2 separate regions of the Homo sapiens genome follow, and region 2 is linked to region 1. Evidence: chromatin contacts called from ENCODE Hi-C or POLR2A ChIA-PET data. All regions are on one chromosome and are shown on one strand. The core of a region is the stretch at or near the end of the contact, and the rest is flanking DNA. Distances in the headings are between cores, read along the strand shown. Region 1 holds the start of LINC02332 (long intergenic non-protein coding RNA 2332). Region 2 overlaps OXA1L-DT (OXA1L divergent transcript).

Region 1 (7,428 bases), core at 2,465-4,964:
ATTTTTGAATTAGGGATGCTTAACCTGTACCAGCTTTAATAGGTGACCTAGAGCACATCCCTCCCCTCTACAGGCTTATGTGTTGCCACTTACGAAATGTCGGGTAGGACTGGAGGCTACCTCCCACTCCCTGCACCTCTGATTCTGTGACCCCTGCAGAATTAAGAACCAGTGTCCCTTCTCCTGGTCAGCCCTACTGACGGGAGTCACAGAATCCCCAGTTCTTTCTAAGCTGCCCCATCTCTCACCTAAATACAATCCCCTTAAATAACACCAAAGGGAAAGGGCTCAGACCTCCATCACAGCAGGGTCACTCTCGCACGTGGTAGGACCATACCACCTTCACAAAGGCGGGGTTTGCCACCTTTGGGGAGCTCTGGGGGGCCTCTACCTCCTCACCAGTCTGACACAATGCCAGAGATTCCACCACTGGGAATTTCTTATAATTAAAGCATTCTCTTCCCTGTATTAAATGAAAATGCCCCTGGGAGAGTTAATAGAGCAAGCCTTTATCAACCATTAAAAACTGAGGGCCAGTTAGTTTCTCTTTCTTTTCCCCCTGAAGTGGTACTTCATTTTGTTTTATAGAAAAAAGATTCAGGCAAGGGAAGTGTGGGTGGCTGGGGAGGCAGGTCTGCTCCTTTGAGTTGGCTGCAGTGACATGGAAGTCACAGGGCTGAGGGAAGGAGACAAGAGCCTGGACAGCAGTGAAGGGGTCAAAGACAGACCCCTCCAAGAACCTCAGAGGAGACCCGGACTGCAGGAGACCTGCAGGAGGCCCGTGGGAGCCTGTGGAGGCCTGTGGAGGCCCGCGGGAGCCTGTGGAGGCCTGTGGAGGCCCGCGGGAGCCTGTGGAGGCCTGTGGAGGCCTGTGGAGGTCTGCGGGAGCCTGTGGAGGCCTGTGGAGGCCTGCGGGAGCCTGTGGAGGCCTGTGGAGGCCTGTGGAGGTCTGCGGGAGCCTGTGGAGGTCTGCGGGAGCCTGTGGAGGCCTGTGGAGGCCTGTGGAGGCCTGCGGGAGCCTGTGGAGGTCTGCGGGAGCCTGTGGAGGCCTGTGGAGGCCTGTGGAGGTCTGCGGGAGCCTGTGGAGGCCTGTGGAGGCCTGTGGAGGTCTGCGGGAGCCTGTGGAGGCCTGTGGAGGCCTGCCAGCCCAGTGCCCTCAGGCAGCAAAGCCCAGCAGTCACTGGTCCCCCAAGGCCGCCCACAGATCTATGCAAGGTGATGCAGCAGGGGCTATGGACCCACCCACACCCAAGCAGGGAGGCACGATGACAAGGCCCGGGCAGGTAGGGGGACATCCGGAAAGCAGGCTCAGCTCCACCCCTGAGAAATTTCCGTCTAAATCCAGGAGATCCTTGATTCAGCAAGAACCTTCCCTCATGTCCGAGGCTGTTAAACCTAAAGCCAGTTAGGGCAGAGGTCAGAGGGGTGGACCAGGAGCAAGTGGGTCGAGGGTGAGCAAGTGTTGGGAGTGGGGATAGAAACTCCATCCATCTCCGACTGCTCTGCTCGCATATCTGGCTCCAGGGCCCACCTGGTATGTCAGAGGGAATTAGAACGGCCTTGTGAGGAGGCTCAGGAGAAGGGCTCCTGTGCCCACCGGCCAAGTCAGCACTGGGCCTAACGCCACCACAGCAAAGCCCCTCAGTGCAGAGGGCCCAGCTATACGGAACTGGGCATTGCTTAGCCTGGAGGGAATAGGCAGCTGAGGAGACCTGGAAAACACAGTCATGAAGAGACTGGCCATGAAGACCCACAGACCCTGCGAGCCAAGGCCTTGGGCTGCAGCTGCAGCTGCAGCTCTACCAGCCTGGACCCAACCTCAGGCCGACATCCCAGCAGGGAACATGTTACTAAGGCCAGTTGTAGAAGGGACTTCTCTGGACACATGCCCTACTCTCCCAAAAGACTTAAGCACAGGCCAGTCCCAAAGGCAGAAGAATGGACTAAATGAGCTCTTGTGGCCCCAGCCCTAAGATTCTAGAGGACTCTCTGAAACTTCACTTGAAGACTTGACCTCTGAGTGCAACTGGAGTCACAGCCACTCAGGAGAAAGGGCAGGCTATGCAAGCACGTGCTTCAGGAGCATCCTGGTGAGGTCTTCAGCTCTGACAGAGCAACCCCTCTGCTGCTACCCTCACTGGGGGCAGCCATCTGAGTCTTAAGGAGTTGCTTATTTTTTAGGTCCAAACATAAAATTCAACTCCCCTGGGATCACGTATACAGACAGGCCTATAGCACCTTATTATCAGGTACCATCCTAGTGTGGAAGTCCCCTGGCCTGTGTGCTCTGTGGGATGGGAATGTCCCTTGTCATCAATGTGTCCCCAGGAACTAGAACAGTGCCTGGCACACAACAGATGCCGTTAAATGAATAAGTGAATGACTCCTGCAGTTAGGCTCTGGGTGGGGGGAGCTGAGTGTGAGGAGTGGGGAGTACAGGAGAAAGGAAAGTGGGGATTAGTAGAGGAAGTGGTCAGGTGAGTCAATGCTTCACAGTTTTGCCAAGAGCTAAAGTAACTTGTCAAGAACTTCAGAACAAGGAAAGCCTGAGTGGTGGCCCCTTGCTCAGGGCAGCCCCCAGGCAGGCACACATCTATCCAACAAAGCCTGGAGGACAGGGACTGTGGTAAATCACGCAGGGTACCTGGGAGTCTGACCTCACTGTGTGACCACACTGAGGTCCAGAGCCAACAGTCACTTTATGTGGGTTCGCCTCAGTTTCTCCATGAGTCCTACTCTAAAACCCATCTACCTCCGTGAGCCATGTGTGGGAAGACGAGCTTCTGACTGGGATGAGTCTGGGGGAGCAAGCACATGGAGACCCAGTGCTGTCATTCTGGCTGCCGGAAGGCTGCAGGACCACCAGCGCCCTGCGTCTGTGTCAAGGCCACCTGGGCAACGCGGCGAGGGGTGGGGAGTGCAGGCCTCCTTTCACACAGAGACACACAGGCCTGAGGCCTCTCTGGGTAGCACACATAGAGCTATATTTTGCAATTAATAAACAGGTCAGACATTGAGTCAGTAGCCACAAGTAGAACAGGAAGTGGAAAAAGTCTCCCACTTCCCTCCAGGTGTTTGGGGGCTGGGGCGGTCCCCTCCCATTTCCATGACGTCATGGTTACCAAGAGGGGCAAGTAGGGCACCCTTTGAAGCTCTCCCGCAGAAGCCACATCCTCTGGAAAGAAGAGTTTAAAATACTGAGTTAGAGATAGCATCGCCCCAGGCCACGTGCCGAGGGGAGCAGGCTGGGCCGTTACACCACCCCCCAACCGCAGGTGCAGCAAGGCCAACATGCCAGGCTGGGAGGGGCTGCCGGCCCCTCGGTGACTTGCACCGGGCCCGCAAGCAGGCTGGGGAGGTGCTGCTGGCCCCACCGCTGAGCCGCCTCCCTCACCGCACCTCTGCTGCCCCTCCAAACCAGCCAAGATCAGACCTTGATCTCACCTGATTAAGCGCTTGCTTAGTACAGGGCAGACCCTCGAGACTTATGCTCAGGCCAGTGTCTCCTGGGAGGGAAGGAGGTGGGGAGGCCGTATTTGCCCCCACACAGAGCTAGGGCTGATTCTCTGAGGGACCCCCCCCCAATAGCACCTCCCCCCTTACCCTGATGCTTGTCCATTAGGTGATGGCCCTAATGGACGCCTTGATGGACACGTCCGGGACCCAGGGACCCGGAGACCAGGAATCTGCTGGTCTCAGGGAGCCGCAGAACCTGAAACCCAAAAATACCAGGCTTGATCGCCTGCTCTTCGGTAGTGTCGCCATCCACCCGCATGGGGGCAGCAGCGCTCCACCAAAAAGACCTCTTCTCCCTTTGTCTGTTAATTCTGGAGATAGAAAGCCCCCAAAGTTTAGGAAAAGCTCTTTTCCGAGGAAAATAAAAGGGCAGGTGACTTTTATCCCACAAGTCCCTGCCCTGTGCCCGTCACTGCGCTGGGCGCAAGGCCTGTGTCATCCTGTCACATCCCCCCCCAAAGGAGAGGAGGGCCTGGGGCCTGGGCCGGCAGCAGGGGGCGCTGTTCGTCCGGGATCGTCAGACCCGCTCCACCCGGAGCCCTGGAGGAAGTGCCCAGGGAGGGCTGGGGGCCCGGAGGAGGCCTTGGGTTCGGAATTAGGCTGGCTGGAGTCCGGGATCCACCACATCATACACTCGTGCCTTTGGCAGGTCACTAACCGCCCACCGCCTCAGTTTCCCGGTGGGACGAACTCTCTCTCACAGGTAGTTTAAGAACCAGGCTTTCTTTGGCATTGTATACCTGCCATGTGCCAGGCTGTGTCGTGCTCTGGGGATTCAGTCTCTGTGCAAACTATGACTCCATACAGATGAAGTCCAAGAACAGGCAAAACGCATCACAGGTGATAGAAATTAGGGCACTGTTTGCCTCTGGGGTAGAAGGATGGATTGAAAAGGGGCACGAGGAAACCTTCAGGGGTGGTGGAAATGTTCCATATCTTTATCTTGGGTGATGGCTATATATATATCAAATGCATCATTAGTGTATTTTCATGTAATTATGCCTCAAGAAAGTACTGCTCCCATTAAATACACACACACACACACACACACACACACACAGAGTTTCTGTCTTCAAGGAGTTAACAGTCCAGTGAGTAGTGGGTATGAAAGAGATGTGTTAATGGCTGCAATTGCAAGACAGAGGCTTTTGTTACTATATTCTCCTCAGGCAGGAGTCCTCAGGCAGGAGGCAGGAGAACCAGTTGTTTGTCCCTAAGCGTCACTGCCCCTCACTAGCCTTCTCTCCTGGGGCCTTTAATTTTTCTGAGTCCCCATGTGTTATTATTCACATAGAGATAAAAATACCTGCCCACCTATTCTCAGTGTTGTTGAAGGGATTGAAAGCAGTAATGGGTGTGGAATGCTTAGTAAACTGAAATCCCAGTGCAAATATGAAGTGGGAATGCATCAGAATGCCCAGGAAGACGAACCATGACCCGAACAAGATGGGCTGGGCCAGGTCAGATGGCACTGCCATACTGAGAAAAAAGTGGGCTGGCTGCGGCTTCACACAGCCCGGGAGAGCTCAGAACTCCCCAGGCCCTGCCGGTGCGCTGGTGTTTCTCATAGTATGTGGCCACCTCTCCAGTCACTTCGGCCCTAGGAGCTTCTTGTTACACCATGATTTTGTCACTACCTCCGCAGCTTCCCACCTCCTGCTTCCGGCTTCCAGAAGGAAGCGCGTGATGGAGGGGAAATGACAGGGCCAGGAGGCAGCGGTCAGGCTGGGCCGAGTTTCTGACAGAAGCCAACACTTCTGGCCCCACAGTGCTCACGGCCTCCCTGACTCCTCACCACATCACAGCTGAAAAGGCTCACGTCTTATCTCCCCTCTCAACCTCTGGGGGCTTCTCTGCTTTCAGAAGGAGCCCCTGGAGCCCCTGGCCGAACACATCTGAAAGCACGGAGCCAGACCTCTGCAGCGCCCTCCAGCGGGCAGGTTCTGCGGGCAGCCATCTCCTCGCAGGCCAGAACACCCCACGTCACTCCAGGACGGTTCGCCACCTTTGAGAAGAGAGGACTCCAGTGTCTGTTCGCTCTGGAAATGTGGGCATGTTCCCATTCCAAAGGTGATAGGATCTGAGGGGAGGATCCTTCCCATTTTCAAAGCCTTCCTAAAATCCCACTGATTAGTGGGGAGGAGTGCAAGTCTACCCTTTCCCCGAACCACCCACATGAAATTTAGCAACAACAACAACAAAAAAGGAAAATATTAGAGGAAGATCATATAAGTGTAAGAAGACAAGGCTGGCAGGACCTAAGAGAGTCTAGGTAGATGAAGGAATATGGTTTACATAATGGGGAGCACCTGGTCTCCATTTCATGCTTCCAGCCTTGATGGGAGGAAAGTAGGTAAACCTTAAAAGGGACTTCTTTCCAGTGGAGGCTGCAAGATTCTATTTTTACCAACCTCTAAGGTGTCCACCTTATCCTTGCTGACCCAAGTTATTCCAGTGATTTACCAAGGGAAATGGGTGGAACGACATCCTTATCTGGACTCCTTATTAACAATATCCTACATCTGTACAACACCAAAGCAAACATCAACTCTTTTGATCAAAATGATAAACCCCAGTGGTAGACAGAGTATTCTCTCCTCTTTTACAAATCAGAAGGCACATGGAGCGGCTTGCACAGGATCACGGTGAACTAGGCCCTGATCCCCACCAGACTCGGATCCCAGGCTTTCCACCAAGCTCTGTGGACTCAGAAATACCAAGTGGTTCCAGATTCAGCCATCAGAGGAAGGAGCATGAATTGACTGGCATTCCCAGGCCCCCTAAGACTAAGTGTCTTGTTTCCTGCCTCCGTGGCCCTTCCCTCTTCCTGACTCTGCCTGCATGGATTTGATCCCCCTTCAGGATGAGATCAGAATGGCAAGGCAGAGCTCTGTACCTTTAGGAGGCACTCCCTCAATAAATATTTGATGTTGCCGGGCACGGTGGCTCACGCCTGTAATCCCAGCACTTTGGGAAGCCAAGGCGGGCAGATCACTTGAGGTCAGGAGTTCAAGACTAGCCTGGCAAACATGGTGAAACCCCATCTCTAGTAAAAATACAAAAAATTAGCTGGGCATGGTGGCGGGCGCCTGTAATCCCAGCTACTAGGGAGGCTGAGGCAGGAGAATTGCTTGAACCCAGGAAGTGGAGATTGCAGTGAGCCGAGATCGCGCCATTGCACTCCAGCCTGGGCAACAGAGCAAGACTCCATCTAAAAAAAAAAAAAATTGATGTTTGTGGCCTCAAGGCAATACTTATCCACTACTCAAGCATATGCCAATGGGGATAACTAATATCCAGACACACTCCCCATGGCTGGTCCCTTCGCTGACTCTTTCTTAGCTGTCAGATCTCAGCCTAAAGGTCACCTGGTCAGAGAGGTCCTTCCTAACCACCCTAAGCAGCTCCCTCCCCAGCCCCATTTACTGTCACATTATATTGTTTACTGTTTCTTTCCTTCACTCCACTCACAACAAAATTATTTCATTTATGTAATAATTTGGCTCTCTTCCCTACTGGAATTTAAGGCTCAGAAAGTGAGGCGTCTTGTCCGTTCTGTTCATTTCTGTAGCACTTAACTCATGGTAAGCAAAAATTTAAAGGAAGGAGTAATAACAGAAAGAATGAGCTCTGCCATCAGATGCCCCTTATTTATACCCTGACACTAGATTGGGGTTAAATGTTGACAATCATTGAAGCTGTTAGACATATGGGAGCTTGCTGGCCTCTTGACGTGCATGTATACGCACGCATGAGGGAAAATTTCAATTAAAAGTTAAAAACAAAGTTGTTTATCCCTGGGATTTAACAGGCCTGAATAGCAGGTCTCAAACGGGGCTCCTAGGGAGGTCTCTCCGCTTCTCCCAGGAAGAGCCAGGCCTGCCATTGGTCACCACAGTGCTTTAGCTGAGA
Region 2 (7,428 bases), core at 3,631-6,130, 190 kb after region 1:
TAGACTACAAAGAGAGAATGGAACAGTTGGCAAAATTTGAACAGGGTCTGTTAATTGTGTAGTAGCGTTATATCAATGTTGACTTCCTGAATTGGGATAGTTGTATCATACAGGAAAAATGTCCTTGTTCAGGGGAAATTCACTGTAGTATTTAAGGGTTGGATCATCGTGTTTGCAACTTGTTCTTCAATGGTTTGGAAAAAGAATCATCATATACGTTAGAGAGAGAGAGAAATATGGCAAAATGTTAACAACTGGGAAATCTGAGTAGAGAACATGGAAGTTTTGTGTTTGAAATCCTGGATTGTGATTACGTGGGGGGTTCGTTTCATAAACTGTATCAAGCTGTACACTTTTGGTGTGTGCACTCTTCTGTATACATATTATACTTTTAAAAATAATTTACTTAAAAAAATTAACCCTCCCCAAAAAATTAAGAATTGGGCTTATTTGGTAACTTTTTATTTTGATATAATTTCAAATTTACAGAGAAGTTGAAGAATCATACAAAGCATTCCTGTATACTCTTTCTCTAGATTCATTAATTGTTTACATTTGTCCCATATTTTGTCATTCTCTCTCTGCAGATATATGTGTATACATTTTTCCTGAACACTTTGAGACTATTAAGTGGCAAACATCATGCCTATTTGTCCCTAAATTCTTTAATGTGCATTTCCTATGAACAAGGACATTCTCTTACATAACCATAGTACCATTATCAAAATCAGGAAATTTATCATTGATACAATACCATTATTTCTTTTTTCTTTTTTTTTTTTTTTGAGACAGAGTCTCACTCTGTTGCCCAGACTGAAGTGTAATGGTGCGATCTCGGCTCACTGCAACCTCCGCCTCCAGGGTTCAAGCGATTCTTCTGTCTCAGCCTCCCGAGTAGCTGGGATTACAGGCATGAGCCACCACACCCAGCTATTTTTTGTATTTTTAGTAGAGATGGGGTTTCACCATGTTAGTCAGGCTGGTCTCGAATTCCTGACTTCAGGTGATCCACCTGCCTCAGCCTCCCAAAGTACTGGGATTACAGGCGTGAGCCACCGCGCCCGGCCTACAATACCATTTTCTAATCCAGTACGTAGTCAGTCACCTGTCATCAGTTATGCCAACACGTCTTTTTTTTTTTAAGTCCAGTCTCCAATTCCAGGATTATGTTACATCCAGTTGTCATGTCTCTTTAGTCTCCTTTAACCTGAAACAGATCATCAGTCTTTCATGACCTTGACTTTTTTGAAGACTGGAGGCCAGTTTGTAGAATATCCCTCAATTGGAGTTTGTCTGATATTTCCTCATGATTAGATTCAGCATATGCATTTTTGGCAGGAATACCACTAAAATGATGTTGTGTCCTTGTTAATACATCACATCAGAAGGCCAGGTACTGTGGCTCACGCCTGCAATCTCAGCACTTTGGGAGGCCGAGGCGGGCGGATCACCTGAGGTCAGGAGTTCAAGAACAGCCTGGCCAACATGGCGAAACCCAGTATCTACTCAAAATACAAAAATTAGCCGGGCGTGGTGGCAGGTGCCTTTAATCCCAGCCACTCAGGAGGCTGAGGTGGGAGAATCACTGGAACCCGGGAGGTGAAGGTTGCAGTGAGCCAACATCTTGCCACTGCACTCCAGCCTGGGTGACAGATGGAGACTCTGTCTCAAAAAAAAAAAAAAAAAATACATCACATGAGAAATGCATGTTACTTGGTCCCATCATTAGTGATATAACTTTGATTACTTGGTTAAAGCAGTGTTTACCAGACAGCACCACTGTAAAGTTACTATTTTTCCCTTTGTAATGACTAGGTAACCTTCAGGGAGATTATTCAAGACTAGTAAATACCATGTTCCTCATCAAACTTGCTGGCTAACTTTAGCTACCATTGATGATTCTTGTCTGAAGCAATTACTAATATGGTAGTTATCAGATGGTGATTTTCTCATTCCATCATTCTATCTACATTTATCACACTTATTAGTTGGCATTCTGCTGTAAAGAGAAGGTGTTCTGTTGTCTTCCTTTTATAGGCTATTCATTTCTTCACGTACATCAGTTTGGACTCTTGGATTTCTATTTTGGTCAGTAAGTTATTATGTTAACTATCATTGTAACTTTGAGGCTCAAATTGTCCCAGAATTGGCTAGTGGGGAATCCAAGATGCATTCTCGCCCTGACTTCCTCATTACTAGCCAAGTCACATTGTACTCTCAACTTCTTCACATCAAAGTAAAATTAAATTGTGCATTTGAGTTGCACAGTGTACCCAACTACAACATATGTATAGGAGAAAAAATACAACATAAAAGAATAAAAAGGGGAAAGCAGGGAAATTCTATGATCTATAAGTAGCAAAATCTCCCTACTTTCAGCAATATAAGTTAACTCATGGTAAATGACAGCAGCAGGGATAAGTGTTAAGGCTCTACTAAAATCTGCCATGTTTGAAGGCCAGGTGTAGTGGCCCACACCTGTAGTCCCCGCACTTTGGGAGGCCAAGGTGGGCTGATCATCTGAGGTCAGGAGTTCGGGACCAACCTGACCAACATGGAGAAACCCCATCTCTACTAAAAATACAAAATTAGCCAGGTGTGGTGGCACATGCCTATAATCCCAGCTACTCAGGAGGCTGAGGCAGGAGAATCGCTTGAACCCAGAAGGCAGAGGTTGTAGTCAGCCAAGATACTGCCATTGCACTCCAGCCTGAGCAACAAGAGGAAAACTCTGTCTCAAAAAAAAGAAAAAAAAATCTGCCATGTTCAAATCAGGAATAAGTAACAGTTAAAGTTCAAAAAACTGTAGTCTTCTTTTTTCTTTGTTGTAGAGGCCTCTTTTTCCAACAACTCACAATGTTCAGTTCTCTTTCTATTTGGTCTAAAGCGCCATGATAGATATCAGCTAACAACACTGAGAACTAGAAGTTCCTCTATAACTTTGCACAATACCCAAAAAATTGTTTATAAGACCAGGTTATCCTTTCTTATTTTTATCCAGTCTCATAGGATGATGGCATTTTTCAAATTAGCATTTTTAATTTATGAATAGAATTATTCTCATACAATAATAAACCCTATTTTCTTCATCTTGAATAACAAACATAAAATCTCCGAGAGGCATTCTACTTTTCAAAATCAGGATCATGTTAAACAACTTCTACATTTAAGGAGAGAGAAAAGCCCAGCCTAGGCAACACAGTGATGTTGCAGGACTTTCCTTAGTTCAGCTAAAGACGGGGTTCTTGTCCGTCCCACTGCCACGAAAATTTAGGCTCACAGACAGTTTAAAGGGTGAGTGAAGTAGGGTTTTACTGAATGAAAAGGGAAATAAAAGGGGGAAACAAGGATCCTCCGCAAGGCCAGAGCCCCCTGCTAGAGCGCATCCCACCCACCCTTTGAATCTCAGGTTCCACACAGGAAGAGGGGCCAGGCTCCTCCCCGCTGCGAAAGTCATGAACTTCCCCAGGCTCCACCTCAGCTGGCAGGCTGGTTGGAGTTTCTCCAGGGACCACCTCCCATCTGGCTGTCTCAGTGAGACCCCATTTCTTTTTTTTTTTTAATTTTTAATTAGCTGTGTGTGGTGGTGCACCCCTGTAGTCCCAGCTACTTGGGAGGCTGAGGAGGGAGGATGGCTTGAGCCTAGGAAGTCAAGGCTGTGGTGGGCCATGATCGCACCACTGCACTCCAGACTGGGCAACAAAGCAAGGCCTCATCTCAAAAAAAAAAAAAAAAATTAAAAATTAAAAAAAGAAAGAAGAGAGAAAAGCCTGTCAAATGAAGTGGGTTTGTTTTTGTTGTTGTTGTTGTTCTTATATAGAGCACTGTGTGTTACACTTAGGGCAGAAAAACCTCCAGAACTCTAAGTTTAATGAATAAAACCAATACATGCCACTGGGACATAAACGTAAAAAGTCAGAAGATAGAACTTGATCGTATCCTAAACAATGAATTAATGTATCTAGATCAGAAACTGGAAGGTTAAAACGTGGAGGAATGAAAGGGATTGGAAGGGCAAAATGTGTTAGGGATTAGCTAGCTAGCATGGTTCAAGGGACAGACTATACAACAAGCACTATTCTCTGATGAGACTGGTTACTTTAGCCAACTTCTGACACAATCAAATAGTAAGACCTCTCAAGCTGAAGACAGACCCCTAGTTGATTTTATCATTGGACAAAATTATACAAAGCCTATCTTAGCAGCAATCAGTTTTCGGTGACACCATTATTTCTTCATGCCCCCAACAAACTGCAGTAGATATGTTGGAATTTAAGCTCAGCACATATAGTCATCCAAATTGTCTCGAAAGGTTACAAAAGATGGGAAGAAAATTATATGTTGTTCTATGAAAACTATGAAAGGAGAGAGTTAGAAAGAAAGATAATCAACAGTGTCAAATACCACTGAGAAATCTAAGACAATGAGGGATGAGAAAAATCCGCCACGCCTCAGGATGAGGAACCCAGGGTTGCCTTCAGCAATCAGTTTGAGTGGCAGAGATGAGGGCTGAGGGAGCAGCAGACGTCAAGAGGGCAGAACAAGGAGTGACTCTGCATTGAGAAAATGGAATTCTGTCCTCAAAACATGTAACAACAAAAGGATGAGGAAATTAGGATAAAAATTGCAGCAAGGTCAAATGAAGGCTTTGGGGTTTGGGGTTTTTGTTTGTTTTTTTCAGCAAGGAGGAAAAAGGATTATGTCTGCAGGCAGAGGAGAGAAGAAGAAATTAAAGGTGCTTAAGCTAGACAAAAAGAAGATAATTAAGACAGAAAATCTTTGATTGCAGATGTTATAGCACCCACCAGGGAGAAAAGGGAGAGAACAGAGAGGACTGAAAACATAAGGTTAGTTTAAACTTAGAAAGAGGAAGTTCAGTTCCTCGCCTAAGATGGGGAAGAGAAAGAAATTGCCACAGAGTTGTTTTGGAATTAAAAGGCTTATCTCGCATGGTCTTTATTTTGCCAGCAAAGTAACAGATAGCCCCTGTCAAAGGAGAAGGGGCACGGAGGGGCACCAAGAGGAGGGTGCAGGAGAGAAAAGGCTTAGAACAATGGTGGGCAGGAAACTGCAAAGAAATGGACACCTGACACCAGGTGTCAGTACCTACTCGGTAGATGTTTGAATAAATTGATAAGACATTTTAAAAGGCCAGACTCGGTGGCTCATGCCTGTAATCTTAGCACTTTGGGAGGCTGAGGAGGGATGATAACTTTGGGCCAGGAGTTCAAGACCAGTCTAGGCAACATAGTGAGACCCCGTCTTTACAAAAAAGTAAAATAAAATAAAAGTTTTTTAAAAGACATTTTAAAAAATAGCTGGTTAGTAATGGGGAGAGTCCCACTGATAAGATGATAAAATTTTCTTATAACTTTTATATCTTTCTGCAGTACCACTATAGTGTTGATAGTAGACTTGCAGAATCAAAAGAAGGAAGGATAAATTACTGTCTTCACTGTGACCTGGTGGCTTTCCCTAGTGGTGCTAGAGGAAAAGTAAGAGCTCCAGGGAACCTAGGCTTTTGCTTTGTAAGGATAGCCTCAATATTGGTACACACTTCGAAACATGGGCTGGGTAAGAATTTAAGTGTAGCCAGAAAAAATATCTTGGTATGAGCTTCATTTATCAACACTTTATCATAAATTCATCATTGTATCTTCAAATTTGTGATTTTTAAAAATGTTGCCACCTTTTCTTTGTGAGGCTGTTCTCAGCCATCTGCTCTTGGCACTTCACACCACTCACCCGAAGAGCTCAAGCAATCATAGTTACTGTGACCACATCAGTGCTGACGAGAACAAAACGTTTTCAGATCATGTCTCTCCCACAAACTCCAGGGCCATAGTTGATCTATGTACAAGTTATCTCCACTTGAATAGCCCGCTGTCATTGCAAATTCAATATTCTCAAAACCAAACCTGACACCTTTCAAAAAAAACACAGCTGCACTTCTGTAACTGGCAAGACCCAGTCAGGAGACAGAAACCACACCAGTGTATGGAAAGAATTAAATATAAAGGATTTTTAAGTAATTATAAAGTTGCTAATTAGGTAACTAAAAGAGCAAAAAGAGAACTCTAAAGGACCACAGAGGTAGCAATTGCAGAATGCAGTTGCCACCCCTACAGCTGAGGGAACAAAGGGAAGAGGCCAGGGTGATTAAAACTTTGAAGCTCAGGCTGGGCACAGTGGCTCACGCCTGTAATCCCAGCACTTTGGGAGGCCGAGGTGGGTGGATCACGAGGTCAGGAGATCAAGACCATCCTGGCCAACATTGTGAAACCCCGTCTGTACTAAAAATACAAAAATTAGCTGGGTGTGCTGGCACACGCCTGTAGTCCCAGCTACTTGGGAGGCTGAGGCAGGAGAATCGCTTGAACCTGGGAGGCAAAGGTTGCAGTAAGCCAAGATTGCACCACTGCACTCCAGCCTGGTGACAGAGCGAGACTCCATCTTAAAAAAAATAAATAAATAAATAAATAATAAAAAACTTTGAAGCTTAAACAAAGGCTCCCACAGAACTGAAATTCATACATCTGAGGAGAGAGCACCACTGATGTTCCTGAGTGGGCATGATAAGATGGGCTCTGCAAGTGTTAGAAAGATTGGAAACTGGATACAGCTCCTGGATGAGAGGCACTGCCGGAATGAAGAAGCGCCGCTTGATGGTGCTCACAGGATGCAATTAGATAGGAAACCCACATGGAACAAACTAGAGGTAACAATTCATTCTCCCACGTCCAGCCTTCTAGCCCTGCTCTAGCATCCCTCATTGGCAGAGTGGAACAGGGAGCCAGTTGGAGAAGCAGAAAAGCAGTTTGTGGAATACCAGCCCCAGAATCACAAAGCAGTGGGTTTGGAGCTAAGAGATAATAACTTAATAACTGATGCAGCTTCTGAACTATATTAGTTAGGGTCCAGCCAGAAAGCAGAAACCACTCTAAGTATTTCAGAAGGATTTTACCACAGGGAATTGGTACATGGGTAAGAGAAGAGCTAAGAAGCCAAAAGGGGCACAACGAAGCAATCTGGAAATGCAACAGCAGGCACCTGCCGCCACCTCCTAGGCTGGAGGGACAATGGGAGTTAGTGGAGTTAGTGGAGCCCAGAATCTAAGGGCATCCAGAGGTCAGAAGAATCATGGCAAGGTCTGCATGGAGGGAACTAGAATAGTGGAGAGAAAGGCTGTCTGGCCAAGGAGGAAGGGATGTTGCAGAGACATCTCTGCAGGAAGCAGAGACAGCAGGAGAGAACTACCCTGGGTTCTCTTCCCCCCGTCTACACTCTTGTGCCAGTGACTTTTGTGAACTTAAAAGTATCTGAGATAGGTCTCAATCAATTTAGAAAGTTTATTTTGCCAAGGCTAAAGACGCACCTGTGACACAGCCTCAGGAGGCCCTGACAACATGCGACCAAAGTGGTTGGGGT

Evidence for each region. Hi-C counts contacts between places; a loop is a spot of excess contacts on that map. ChIA-PET counts read pairs that join two places held with the same protein, here RNA polymerase II (POLR2A). Pooled maps may share reads with other maps.
Region 2: a loop to region 1 is called in a pooled map, with 3 times the contacts of the local background. The contact joins the enhancer-like site here to the promoter of LINC02332 in region 1. A Hi-C loop is called at or near these places in 6 of 50 pooled maps. POLR2A ChIA-PET finds 5 or more read pairs at or near these places in 2 of 52 experiments (GM10248 and H1).

The regions. Positions count from the first base shown.
Region 1 is chr14:22,553,348-22,560,775 of GRCh38, forward strand. It overlaps LINC02332 (long intergenic non-protein coding RNA 2332), which reads right to left and starts at 3,715. Exons shown (of 3, transcript NR_146543.1): 1 at 3,604-3,715; 2 at 3,445-3,506; 3 at 2,964-3,175. LOC105370399 (a long non-coding RNA gene) reads left to right here and starts at 3,219. Exons shown (of 2, transcript XR_007064066.1): 1 at 3,219-4,219; 2 at 5,380-7,428. RefSeq lists enhancers at 2,051-2,180, 2,761-2,860, 2,911-3,250, 4,111-4,320 and a silencer at 3,361-3,410.
Region 2 is chr14:22,743,916-22,751,343 of GRCh38, forward strand. The region is part of intron 1 of OXA1L-DT (OXA1L divergent transcript); the gene reads right to left. Among named protein-coding and RNA genes, the nearest start is that of OXA1L-DT, 19 kb to the right of the region's middle. Within about 2 kb of position 4,881, at least 4 of the 41 ENCODE cell types and tissues checked have a DNase peak (open chromatin) inside an H3K27ac peak, as active enhancers do.